3 separate regions of the Homo sapiens genome follow, and regions 1 and 3 are each linked to region 2. A link is a contact called in ENCODE Hi-C or POLR2A ChIA-PET data. All regions are on one chromosome and are shown on one strand. The core of a region is the stretch at or near the end of the contact, and the rest is flanking DNA. Distances in the headings are between cores, read along the strand shown.

Evidence for each region. A loop is a pair of places that touch in the nucleus more often than their neighbours do. ChIA-PET counts read pairs that join two places held with the same protein, here RNA polymerase II (POLR2A). Pooled maps may share reads with other maps.
Region 1: a pooled map shows a loop between it and region 2 (2.6-fold over the local background). The contact joins two enhancer-like sites. A Hi-C loop is called at or near these places in 3 of 50 pooled maps. POLR2A ChIA-PET finds 5 or more read pairs at or near these places in 2 of 52 experiments (OCI-LY7 and activated CD4-positive, alpha-beta T cell).
Region 3: a pooled map shows a loop between it and region 2 (2.8-fold over the local background). The contact joins the promoter of STK38 here to the enhancer-like site in region 2. A Hi-C loop is called at or near these places in 2 of 50 pooled maps. POLR2A ChIA-PET finds 5 or more read pairs at or near these places in 5 of 52 experiments (GM12878, H1, RWPE1 and 2 more).

The regions. Positions count from the first base shown.
Region 1 is chr6:37,208,269-37,212,397 of GRCh38, forward strand. It overlaps TMEM217B (transmembrane protein 217B), which reads right to left. Exons shown (of 2, transcript NM_001395378.1): 2 at 3,913-4,129. It overlaps TMEM217 (transmembrane protein 217), which reads right to left. Exons shown (of 3, transcript NM_001286401.2): 3 at 3,913-4,129. Among named protein-coding and RNA genes, the nearest start is that of PIM1, 40 kb to the left of the region's middle. RefSeq lists a silencer at 2,205-2,499. Within about 2 kb of position 1,348, at least 5 of the 41 ENCODE cell types and tissues checked have a DNase peak (open chromatin) inside an H3K27ac peak, as active enhancers do.
Region 2 is chr6:36,850,762-36,854,735 of GRCh38, forward strand. No RefSeq gene overlaps it. Among named protein-coding and RNA genes, the nearest start is that of CPNE5, 13 kb to the left of the region's middle. Within about 2 kb of position 2,195, at least 17 of the 41 ENCODE cell types and tissues checked have a DNase peak (open chromatin) inside an H3K27ac peak, as active enhancers do.
Region 3 is chr6:36,545,903-36,549,777 of GRCh38, forward strand. It overlaps STK38 (serine/threonine kinase 38), which reads right to left and starts at 1,577. Exons shown (of 14, transcript NM_007271.4): 1 at 1,288-1,577. RefSeq lists an enhancer at 1,112-1,635 and a silencer at 1,383-1,722.

The sequences.
Region 1 (4,129 bases), core at 98-2,597, 360 kb after region 2:
CTGCAATAGCCTGGGCAAGAGATGGTGATGGCCTGGGCCAGGGAGGTGGCAGGGGAGGTTATATGAAGTGGTTGGATATGGATCTATATTGAAGGGTGGGCTGATGGGGAGTGGTGAGGAGTTAGATTCAGGCTGAGAGAAAGAGAGGACCTAAGGATGCCTGCTGGGTCTTTAACTTGAGCAATGGAAGGGTAGAGGTGGCAAAGACTGGGGGTTAGGGCAAGGTATACGGGAGAAAATCAGGAGTGTGGATTGGGATACACTCCCCAATTTTTATTTATTTATTTATTTATTTATTTATTTATTTGAGATGGAGTTTTGCTCTTGTTGCCCAGGCTGCAGTATAGTGGCGCGATCTCAGCTCACTGCAACCTCCACCTCCCAGGTTCAAGCAATTCTCCTGCCTCAGCCTCCTGAGTAACTGGGATTACAGGCACCTGCTACCATGCCCGGTTAATTTTTGTATTTTTAGTAGAGAGGAGGTTTCACCATGTTGGCCAGACTGGTCTTGAACTCCTGACCTCAGGTGATCCACCCGCCTCAGCCTCCCAAAGTGCTGTCATTACAGGCGTGAGCTACCATGCCCGGCTACATTCCCACATTTTAAGAAAATTAAAAAAAAAAATTTTTTTACATCAGTTGGATGCGGTGGCACACCTGTATTCCCAGCTACTCAGGAGGCTGAGGTGGGAGGATCGCTTGAGCCTGGAAGTTCAAGGCTCCAGTGAGCTATGATTGCACGACTGCATTCCAGCCTGGGTGACAGAGTGCAACCCTGTCTCTAAAAATCAAATAAAAGTAGAGACATCCTGAGTGAGACCCTGAGAGAATCTGAGTCAGAGAACCAGGTGAGCTGTGTCTGGACTCCTGACCGCAGAAACTAAGACAGAATAAATGTACTGTCTTAAGCTGCTAATTTTGGGGTAATTTGTTATGCAGTAATAGATAACTAGTACATGTCACATCTCTACAAAAATGTCTCTACAACAGTAACCACCCCAAAACATATCCTGACTGGGTATGGTGGCTCATGCCTATAATCTCAGCACTCTGGGAAGCCAAGGTGGGAGGATAGCCTGAGGCCAGGAGTTCAAGACCAGCCTGGGCAACATAGGGAGACCCCATATTGTATTTAAAAAAAAAAAAAAGAGTTGTGTAGGGGAGGATCTGCTTCCAAGCTCCCTCATGGGGCTGTTGGTAGGATTCCGTTCCTCACGGGCTCTTGGTTAGTGACCTCTGCTCCTGGCAGTGTGAGCCTTTCCATAAAGATACTTTCAACATGATAGCCAGCTTCCCTCAGAGAGCGGGCAGCACTGACGTCATCGTCTTCTGTAACCTAACCTTAGAAAGGACAACCCATCGCTTTTGCTATGTTCTCTTTGCTAGAAGAGGATCACTGGGTCCTGCCCACATCTAAGAAGAGGTGATGAATGTGAATATCAGTTCGCAGAGATCTCTGGGAACCATGTTAGAGCTGGCTACCACATCAAGGAAGCAACTGCATAAACAAAGCCAGGGTTTAGGGGAGAAGTCCAGGCTGAAGATGTATATGGGGCTTATTAGTGATGGGTCTGGACCAGGTGAGCTGGGAGTGAGTGAGACAGAGAACAAGACCAAGGACTGTGCCAAGGGCACTCCGGTGTTTGGAGGTCAGGAAGATGAGGAGAGGCCAGCAAAGGAGACTGAGGAGAAGGGGCCAGTGCGGCAGGGGAGGGATGGAGACGGAGGCAGAGGGGCTACCAGAGAAACCTGTTGGCAGGAGAGAGGGATCAGCAGTCAAAAGCCACTGCAGGACAGGTCAGCAAAGGTGGAGAACTGACCACCGGCTTGAGCAGTGTGGAGATCACCTTGACAAGAGCAGTCCCAGTGGGGCGGTGGGGGTGAAACCTAACTGGATGGGTTCTAGAAAGAACAGGAGACCAGGAAGTAAAGGCAGAAGCAACCATGCTTTTGAGGAGTCTTGTATAGAGGATAGCACAACCTTGCGTTTGAGTGTCTTAAACTTTCTCAACTAAAGTAACTCTCAGCTGAGGTGATTCCTGGAACTCTGCTTCTGCCTACACTTCTTCAACACACAGGTCTCCAGTTCCCCAATGTTGCCCAGGTCTACCTCCCACCGTAGCGACCTCAACCGGGATGGGGAATCAGAACCCAGAAGTTGGCCCATGTTTTATATTTTGTGTTTTGGTACTAGCAAGTCACAATCAGACAAGGCATGCCTTGTGAGACTGGGGCAGAGACACACACATTAGCTCCCAGTCATCAGCTGGAAGCTCCATAAATCCTGAACAGCCACCCTTGGAGGATCTGGTTTAGGGGCCAACAGCTCTAAGCAAAAGCTTATTACTGACTGCCATCTTGTGGTCATTTGGGGAACTGGCCTAGGTTTAAATCCGTGGTGGAAAGAGTTGAGTGAATTGTAGGATAGTACCTGGCACTGAGTGTTCAGTAAAAGCCAGCGACTGTCATTACTATGCTCATGGTTTGGAAGAGTATGGCCAAAACAAACAAACAAACATGTCTCTTGACTTCACTCCCAACATTTTTCAAGGGAAAAGGAACTACCCTAAAAGGAGGTGTTCCTTTTTGTCTTGGTAAAAGTAAGAATGAATCAGGGAGCCGACTTTCGTGTATGAAGTCAGATGATGAGATGCAAGTCCTGCTTTTGCTACCATGTGACCTTGATCTCATCACTGAAGCCCAGTGAGTCTCAGTTTCGTCAAACCATAAAACAGGAGCATTAGGATGAAGACTGCACAACTGGTGAATGTGAAGAGTTCTCAGGAAAAGCGGCACTCCTAGTTCAAGGCAGGGGCCTGCTGGCTCTCAACACAGAGCTTGTTGCTTTACAATAGTGTCTCTCAACTAGGGGCAACTTTGCCCCCCCACCACCCCCACCCCATGGGATGTTTGACAATGCCTGGAGATATTTTGGGGGGTTCTTTTTGTTTTTCAAAGGGTTGGTCCTTGTTTTTGTTTTGTCTGTTTGTTTGAGACAGAGTCTCGCTCTGTCACCCAGGCTGCAGTGCAGTGGCGCGATCTCGGCTCACTGCAAGCTCCACCTCCCAGGTTCAGGCCATTCTCCTGCCTCAGCCTCCTGAGTATCTGGGACCACAGGCACCCGCTACCATGCCTGGCAATTTTTTTGTATTTTTAGTAGAGACGGGGTTTCACTGTGTTAGCCAGGATGGTCTCGATCTCCTGACCTCTTGATCTGCCTGCCTCGGCCTCCCAAAGTGCTGGGATTACAGCCGTGAGCCACCGAACCCGGCCCTGTTTGTGTGTGTGTGTGTGTGTGTGTGTGTGTGTGTGTGTTTGTGTTTTTGAGATGGAGTCTCACTCTGTCCCCCAGGCTGGAGTGCAGTGGCACCATCTCAGCTCACTGCCACCTCCGCCTCCTGGGTTCAAGTGATTCTCCTGCCTCAGCCTCCCGAGTAGCTGGGATTACAGGCACCCACCACCACGCCCGGCTAATTTTTGTATTTTTAGTAGAGAGCGGGTTTCACCATGCTGGCCAGTCTTGTCTTGAACTCCTGACCTCAAGTGATCCACCTGCCTTGGCCTCCCAAAGTGCTGGGATTACAGGCGTAAGCCACCATGCTGGGCCGATAGGCTAGTCTTGAGCCAGCCATACATAGTTATTGAAATGGAAATTAGCTAAAAAAGAATAAAATTTAAAATTTGATTACTGGGTTGTAATAGCCACATTTCCAAGTGCTCAGTCGCCACACATGGCTAGTAGCCAGCACAGATAGAGGACATTTCCATCAGCACAGGAAGTTCTACTGGACAACACTCCTCCAAAGGACTCAGCAGAACCGGCATCTGTGGGCCAACCCATAAAGGAAGAACTAGAAACTAAGGAAGTGCAGAGGAGAGGGGACAGTGAGAGGCAAAAACAGACACCAGTGAGATGGTTAAGTAAGCACAAGGCCACATATCATTAACTGCTAAAACAAGTCACACAACACATCTGTAAAATAATTGATCCGCACAACCTGCCCTCTCCCGAGAATCATTCCTCAGTGCGTAAAACTCAAAAGCCCTGACAAACCAAGCAGCATCAACAGAAGACAGGCAGGGTAGGGAGGGTTCCATTGTTGAGGAACACCATTCCCTCCCACCTTTC
Region 2 (3,974 bases), core at 945-3,444:
CCAACTTCAGAGGCTGGTTTGGGGGATTAAGAGAAAAATACGTACGAGGAGCATCCACAGACCATGAAACACAGAAGGGACAATAACTTTTTGCTTTCCTCTAAGGTTCCTTTTCGTTGACTTTCTCTGATTCTTTTAAAATATTTGCTGGTGGTGGATGTATAAGAGGAGCTCCAAAATTACTTGTTGAATGAATGAATTCAACTGTAAAGCAGAATATTAAACAGCCAAGAGGGAACTAGCCCTTTAGAAGGTACGCTACAGAACCAGGACCTGGTCACAGGACTCAGCCAACCTTACCATGCACGGAGGGCTCCTCCATCTAGTCCCGTAGACAAAAAAGAAGGCCGGCCAGCCCGTGTCAACGGAGCACGTTTACAGGCTCATTCTGTGCCAGGTGGACATCTCAACTCTACCCTCTCACAATCTGAGCAGTTGCTGGCTTTCCACAACCAAGAAATAGCAGGCAAGTCTTAGTAACTCATGAAAGGTTTCTGCAGGCTTCTGCCTTTGAAAAAGCTGCAAGGCTAAACTGTATTCACAGCGGCCTCTAGTGGCAAATTTCCAAAATAGCATGCTAAATGGAAACTTGGCAGCTGGAGGAATCTTCTCAGAATGACCTAGATTCCCAAACTGGGGGCTAGTTCAAATCTTCCCTTAATGAATGAGCGCTCCAAGTTCCAGAAGTAAAGTGATTCATCAAAGGTCACAAAAAGGCCTCACATCCCTCAGTCCATAAACCTTGCCCACAACTGGCCATCTGTGGTTTCAGATGCAATTAAGGATCTTGAGTTATCCATTTGGAAAAACAATCGGGAACCCAATTCCCAAATCAGGCCAAGCCAACCTTAGAGTGAGACCCTAACATGTTTTCTTCCCACTTTGCTTCTCTCTCATCTGTAAGAGTGTTGCTGGAAGATCCCCTATCTTGGTATTTACCTAAAAAGTAGTAACTCACTCTTTAGGCAACAGGACTCTGAGACCACAAAGTGCTTCTTTGTAAGCGGTAAACTCCACCGCTTTAACGTGCTTTTCAATGCTTCCTCCTCCACATGTTGCAAGAATATGGTGCCAAAAGGGGCCCCAGTGATGGCTCTGACTGGCTTGAGGATCTGGGGGCAGCAATCGTGTTTGTGTGGGGAAAGCTATTTTGACATATTCTGGAGACACAATCCAAAAATACATCAGGCTGAGGACTTCCAGAGAGCTCAGTGGAAAGGCTTGGCTGCCATACCAGCTGAAGCCTGGGTTTGGAGAGTTGGGGTACAGCAATTTCTACAAGAGGATCTCAATCTTTTTCTGATGGAGAACATTTTATTTGATACATTCAGCAATAACCTCAAATTACTACACAAGGTGCTGGGAAGACTTACAGAGGGGAGTAAGACAAGGTCCTTGTTCTCAGAGGTTAGCCCAGTGGGAGGGAGAAGCTGTGAGGTGAGAGGCTGAGACAGGTCAGGCTGTGTATATGTCGAGATGAAGAGGTAGGACAGGTGTGTGGTGGCTTCAAGGGCCACTGGTAGTAACAACAACTAGCATTTTGGGGGTGTTTTCTAAATGCCAGTTCCTGTTCTAAATACCTGTTCTAGCTCATTTAATCTTCACAATAGCCCTTGAAGTTTGGCCCATTATTCTCATTTTATAGTGGAAGAAACTAAAGCACAGAGAAATTAAGAAACTTAAGTTCATGCTGCTGCTAAGTGGTGGAGCTGGGATCTGAACCCCGACAGTCAGGTTCCAGAGCTCTTTCCCCCAATGTCATCTTTGTTGATGCTCTTTTCCCTGCATTTTCTGTGATGTCTACTGATCACCCAATCTCACCCACCCTGGTGTCCACACAAGGTATCTCAGTGCCACATACCAGGGTCTGAAGTCCATGTTGTACTGCTGTGGGAACAGAACACTTTCATAAAGCTCAATCCCAGTAGCCAAAGCCAGCAGCTTATGTTAAAGCTCATCGTGTGCTTTGAATCTCTTCACTCTTCCAAGACCACCAGGATGAGGTGGAGAGCTCTGCTCCAGGAGGCATAAGATTGGTTCATGGTCCTGACTGCCCTTGCTCTTAGGGAAACCCCCCCTCCCCAGTTTCATGTTGGACAAATGTGACCTCTAGGACCTCACTACTCAAAGGGTGGTGTCTGGACCGGCAGTCACCATCTCCTGGGAGCTGGCGAGAACTGCAGACTCTCTGGCTGAGTGCTGAGTCAGAAGCTGCTTCCTAACAGGCTCCCTCAGTGATTCCTGCATGTAGTCATGTGAGAAGCCCTGGGCTAGGGCCCTTGGGCCATATTCTTTATAGTCTGTGTGCCAAGCTTCTCTTATCCATCATCCCAGGGGCACCTGTTTGAAAGCCTTTTCCACTGGTGTATCTACTTCCAACTTTAAGCCTTCTCCAAATGTCTAGAATCTCTTTCCCTTCCCCCACGAGAAGCAGCAGAGAGCTGTCTCTCTCCTGTGCCTTGATGAGCCCCCCATGGTCCTCCACACCTATCTTCAATAATCCCCATCCAAGTTTTAAACTTATCCTTGTTTTCTCCTGATAAGCCAGGAGAAAGCTCACCACCCTCACCGTGATGAGATGTAACAAAAATGAACTATCTCTAGTACACCCCACTTTTATGAGACCTGTCTCAATGGTACTAATCCTGACAGGATGTAGACACTCATATGACCAAAGAATTAAGCAGGATTCCTTTTAGATGAGCTTCCCTTATAAGGAAACGGGAACTTCTACAACTCTGGCTAACTGGCAGAACCACAAATTGTGAAACAATTCAAGCTTCACTCTCTGAGGTCATATCCTCTATGAAAACTGGTATGTGCCCACGTGACTGCCTTAGCATGGATTTGGTGTCCCTTTCCAAAAACAAGGAACTGTGCCTGTGTGGCTCTCCTCCCAAGGCATGCAGAACCTTCTTTGCTTCAGAGTAGCCATGATACGTTTCCACCACGCCTGTGCCTTGGATGAAAGTGGAGATTTTCAGGATTACGATTCTGGGAGGTTAGTGAACAGGTGCTATTCCTTGCTCTCAGAGGCAGATCCAATTATGTCCACCCAGTTCAGGCTGAAAGAAATACATTTCTATTTTTTCCAGAGTGTAGAACACTACTTTGCATACAAAAACCATCTCTGGGAAGTTACAAAGTCATTTATATGGTTTGTTGTTGGGTTTTGCTTTTTTGCTATTGAGAGAAAAGAGAAAGGTAGAGAAAGAGGTTGAAGGTAGGGAAGGCTTGGGGAACAGAACCTTGTTTGGCCATTCCATAAAGTAAATCACCATTTCCAAAATTGATAGAGTAGTAAGAAACATTAAAGTTATAATCCCCTCTTCAAGGAGCTACCAGCTTAAGGAACCAAACACCACAACATATACTGCCTCTGGTCCCATAATAATGTGCAGGTGGGCTCTCTGCAAATTCCAGGGATGGTGCAGGTCTCTTAGCACATACACCTGGTTCACTTACAGGTAATCCCCCCAACATGGTTTGGCTCTGTGTCCCCACCCAAATCTCATCTCGAATTGTAATCCTCTGTGTCGAGGGAGGGATCTGGTGGGAGGTGACTGATCATGGGGCATTTTCCCCCTGCATGCTGTTCTCACGATAGTGAGGGAGATCTCATGAGATCTGATGGTTTAAATATGGTGGTTTCCCCCGTGCTCGCTCTCTCTCCTGCCACCTTGTAAAGAAGGTGCTTGCTTCTCCTTTGCCTTCCACCATTATTGTAAGTTTCCTGAGGTCTCCCTAGCCATGTGGAACTGTGAGTCAATTAAACCTCTCTTGTTTATAAATTACCTAGTCTCAGGTAGTGTCTTTATAGCAATGTGAAAACAGATGAATACACCTCTTATTCAGAAATGTCAATTTCTGTCACTTAATTCTTTCTCTGGTTCTGCCCTTTTAAAGTTAGAATTGCTCTTAAAGAGGGAGAAGTCTACTGGAGATCCACAAGCCTAAAATGATGTGAAATCTTG
Region 3 (3,875 bases), core at 327-2,826, 310 kb before region 2:
ATGTGATTCAATCTATATGGTTATGCCTGGCTAACTGACTGACTTTACAATGGTACTCTGTGATCACTATAAACAACCCTCTCTCAACAATATGGACTTTATTTCTTTGCGACTGACAATCCATTATCTTTCATTTGGACGATTCAACATTGGAGCTAAGATTATTGCTTAAGTCGCATGTCTAATCTCTCCCACTGAACTGTAAATCCTACTAAACTGTAATCTCTACCTACACTAGAAAGCAAGCACCATGTCTTATACTTGTTTTAATATTCTTCCCCCATTTCATGCACAGTGCTATGCACTTAGCACCTTAAGAAAGATTAACTAGGAAATATACTCATTTTTGATGTCCATTCCTAGGAGTTTATGTGTGATGGGGGATAGGGCTGGGACATGAAATGGTTTGCTATAGCGTTCTCTCCTCTTAGGAGGAAGCTGGTATCTAACGTTTAGGGTGGGGAGGAGAGCCTGTTATCGAGGTGGTGGTTGTTTTATGTTTAGGGAAACCAAATATATTGCCTGGCTAATTCAGAGGCAGGGTGAGCTCAAAGGGTGGAGACACTCAGGGTCTACTTCACTCCAACCCTCCTCGGTGCATTTCAAACAGAACAAGTTTCTCTCCGAGTCTTTTAGTCGTTTCAGAATGAACTGAGAGATCTGGTCTCTCTGCCGGCCGTTCTGCCCGCTTTCTGACACAGACTTTCCTCTAAGCCCTTACCGACTTTTTCCTCTGGCTGTTGCTTTTCCACTCTCTTCTTAAGAATTTTCCCTGCCTTTTCCTGTGATTTGAAGCTTATCTGAAGCCCAGTATCCTAAGACTAACGGAGAAAGGAGCCGACTCAAAGATACCACACCCCAAGGGGGGCTTTCGACATCTCTGCCTCAGACCACAGTTCACAGACCCCAGAAGAAGGAAAAGGAGATAAAAACCGGTGATGACCGAGATCCCTGAGGGACTGACTGGTGGCAGGGAGCAGACAAAGGTGGCAACATGGAAAGGAAAGCCTGGCTCCCGCTCCAACTGCAAAAGGAGAAAGATAAAGGATGGGGTGGAAAGGCTGGGACTGGAAAAATGTGGAGAGGGCCAACAAGGGGCATCTGGAGACGGGGGAAGAAGGGGGTTAAGGAGAGGGGCGGAGAGAGGCCAAGAGGCTGAGAGGTTAGGGCTTGAAAGAGGGCGCCGGCGAGCAGGAGAAAGCCCAAGAAGGAGTCGGAGGTTGGGGAAGGAGGAGATAAAGGAAAAACCCCGGGATGGAGTGAAGACGGCGGCAGCAAGCAACTCACCAGAGCCCAGGGAGAGGCAGGGCTGGGGACGGCGGAGAGCCGCAGACGCCCCTTCGGCCAGTAGTCTCGACTTGAAGGCTGGCGAAGCCCCGGCGGCGGCAGCCAACGAGCCAAAGACGGGAGGGGACGCGTGAGGGACTCTGAGACAGGGGGCAACAGGCGGTTACGGGTGAGGACAACAGGAAGCGTTCCAACTGCCGGAAAAGACGCGAGCGCTGAGGGGCCAAGGCAGCCCGGTCCCCCGCCGCGGAGACGGGCTGGCGCGGCAGCCCGGGGCCGAGACTACGCATGCGCGACTTCCCGGAGCGGCCGGGATTGCGGAACTGCGCTTGCGTGGCCCCGCCCTGCCCCTCCCTTCACCCCCTGCCTAGGGCTGGCTGGACCTGGGTGAGGCCAGATGTGTGAGTGTGAGGCGGTCTCGAAGTAGGCTGGGCTGAGGGGGAAGTTCCATTGTTTTCTTTTGTTTTACTTTTTACTTCGAAATAATTATGGACTCACAAGAAGTTGCAAAATTAATACATACAGGTTCCCTATACCATCACCCACCCAGCTTACCTCAACATTTTTCTTAAGATACAACATTCTCAAAGCCAGGAAATTGACATTCGCACAATACAATTAACTAAACCAATACAATTAACTAAACCAATACAATTAACTTCATTACAGACCACACTCGGATTTAACCTGTTGGGTATGCAGTCATGTGCGTGTGTGTGAGTGTGTGTGTAGTTCTATGAAATGTTGTCACCTGTATAGTTCCCACCCACCCCCCTACCCCGTGTAGAACAGGTCTGCTGGAGCCCTTGGCCCCCCTCCTCTTCCTTAAAGTAAGGACCTTACCTGGGATAAGGTGAGCTCTCATAGGTTTGGGAGGTTACCCAGCGGGCGACCCAGTGTGGACAGAAGAAGGTGCTTTTCAAGGCCACCCAACTCTTATTCTGTACTACTTTTGGGGGTAAAGAGGTCCCAAGTTTAATAGCCTTTGGGCACTTGTCGTTTCTTGAGAATGGAGCACAAAGCCCTCAACTACAAAGTGTCAAGCTCCTGGAAACTAAGATGAACGAGACATGGTCCCTGACTGCCTGCAAAGGGGCCATCTAGGGAGAGAAGGAAGCATGTGCTGCGAGTTATTCATTCATTTCATCTTCAAAGCCCAGTTTCCTTTTGTCTAGCCTCTTAACAAAAATCACTTCTCGCCAGGCGCGGTGGCTCCTGCCTGTAATTCCAGCACTTTGGGAGGTCCAGGTGGGAGGATAGCTTGAGCCTAGGAGTTTGAGACCAGTCTGGGCAACATAAGGAGAATCCACCTCTAAAAAAATTTTTGTAATTGGCCAGCATGGTGGCAAGTGCCTGTGGTCCCACCTACTGTGGAGGCTGAAGCAGGAGGATTGATTGAGTCCAGGAGTTCAGGGCTGCTATGAGCCATGATCATGACACTGCACCCCAGCCTGGGCAACGGAGGGAGACCCTGTCTCAATCAGTCACTACATACATATCAATCAATCACTTCGCCTTTCATTCTCTCTGCCCAGAGGCCCTTCTCCCCAAATGCCTGTTGTCAAAGTCCTACCCATTCTTAAGCTTTTAATAATAGTCCAAGATGTCTGCATAATGCTTTACAGTTTACAAACAACTTTCACTTATTTAATCTCACTTGGTCCTCACTTTGGCAGTGACACACGAGGTTTTGCAGATGAAGTAATTGATACTTAGAGAAGCTAAGTGACTTGTCTGAATTCCCACGGCTAGTAAGCCAAGTAGCCAAGAGGGGAACCCCATTTTCTGTCTGCAAATCCAATGTTCTTTCTCCTCTTCTCTTTCCTCCTTCCAAAGCCCAGCTCAAACCTTATCTTCCTCCTGGAACTTTCCCAGTTTCAGAAGAGGAATTTCACTCTCTCTTCTCTCTTATATATATGTTTTTTTTGGTGGGGGGAGGGGGGTTGTTTTTGTTTTGTTTTGAGACGGAGTGTCGCTCTATCACTAGGCTGGAGTGTAGTGGCACGATCTCGGCTCACTGCAACCTCCACCTCCCAGGCTCAAGTGATTCTCCTGCCTCAGCCTCCTTAGTAGCTGGGACTACAGGACTACAGGCACGTGCCACCATGCCCAGCTAATCTTTTCTTCTTCTTCTTCTTCCTCTTCTTCTTCTTCTTCTTCTTCTTCTTCTTCTTCTTCTTCTTCTTCTTCTCCTTCTCCTTCTCCTTCTCCTTCTTCTTTTTTTTTTTTGAGACGGAGTCTTGCTCTGTTGCCCAGGCTGAAGTGCAGTGGCGCGATCTCTGCTCACTGCACGCTCCGCCTCCCGGGTTCACACCATTCTCCTGCCTCAGCCTCCCGAGTAGCTGGGACTACAGGCGCCCGCCACCAAGCCCGGCTAATTTTTTGTATTTTTAGTAGAGACGGGGTTTCACCATGTTAGCCAGGATGGTCTCGATCTCCTGACTTTGTGATCTGCCCGCCTCGGCCTCCCAAAGTGCTGGGATTACCGGCGTGAGCCACCGCGCCCGGCCTTTTTTTTTTGTATTTTTACTAGAGATGGGGTTTCACCATGTTGGCCAGGATGCTGTCTATCTCTTGACCTCGTGATC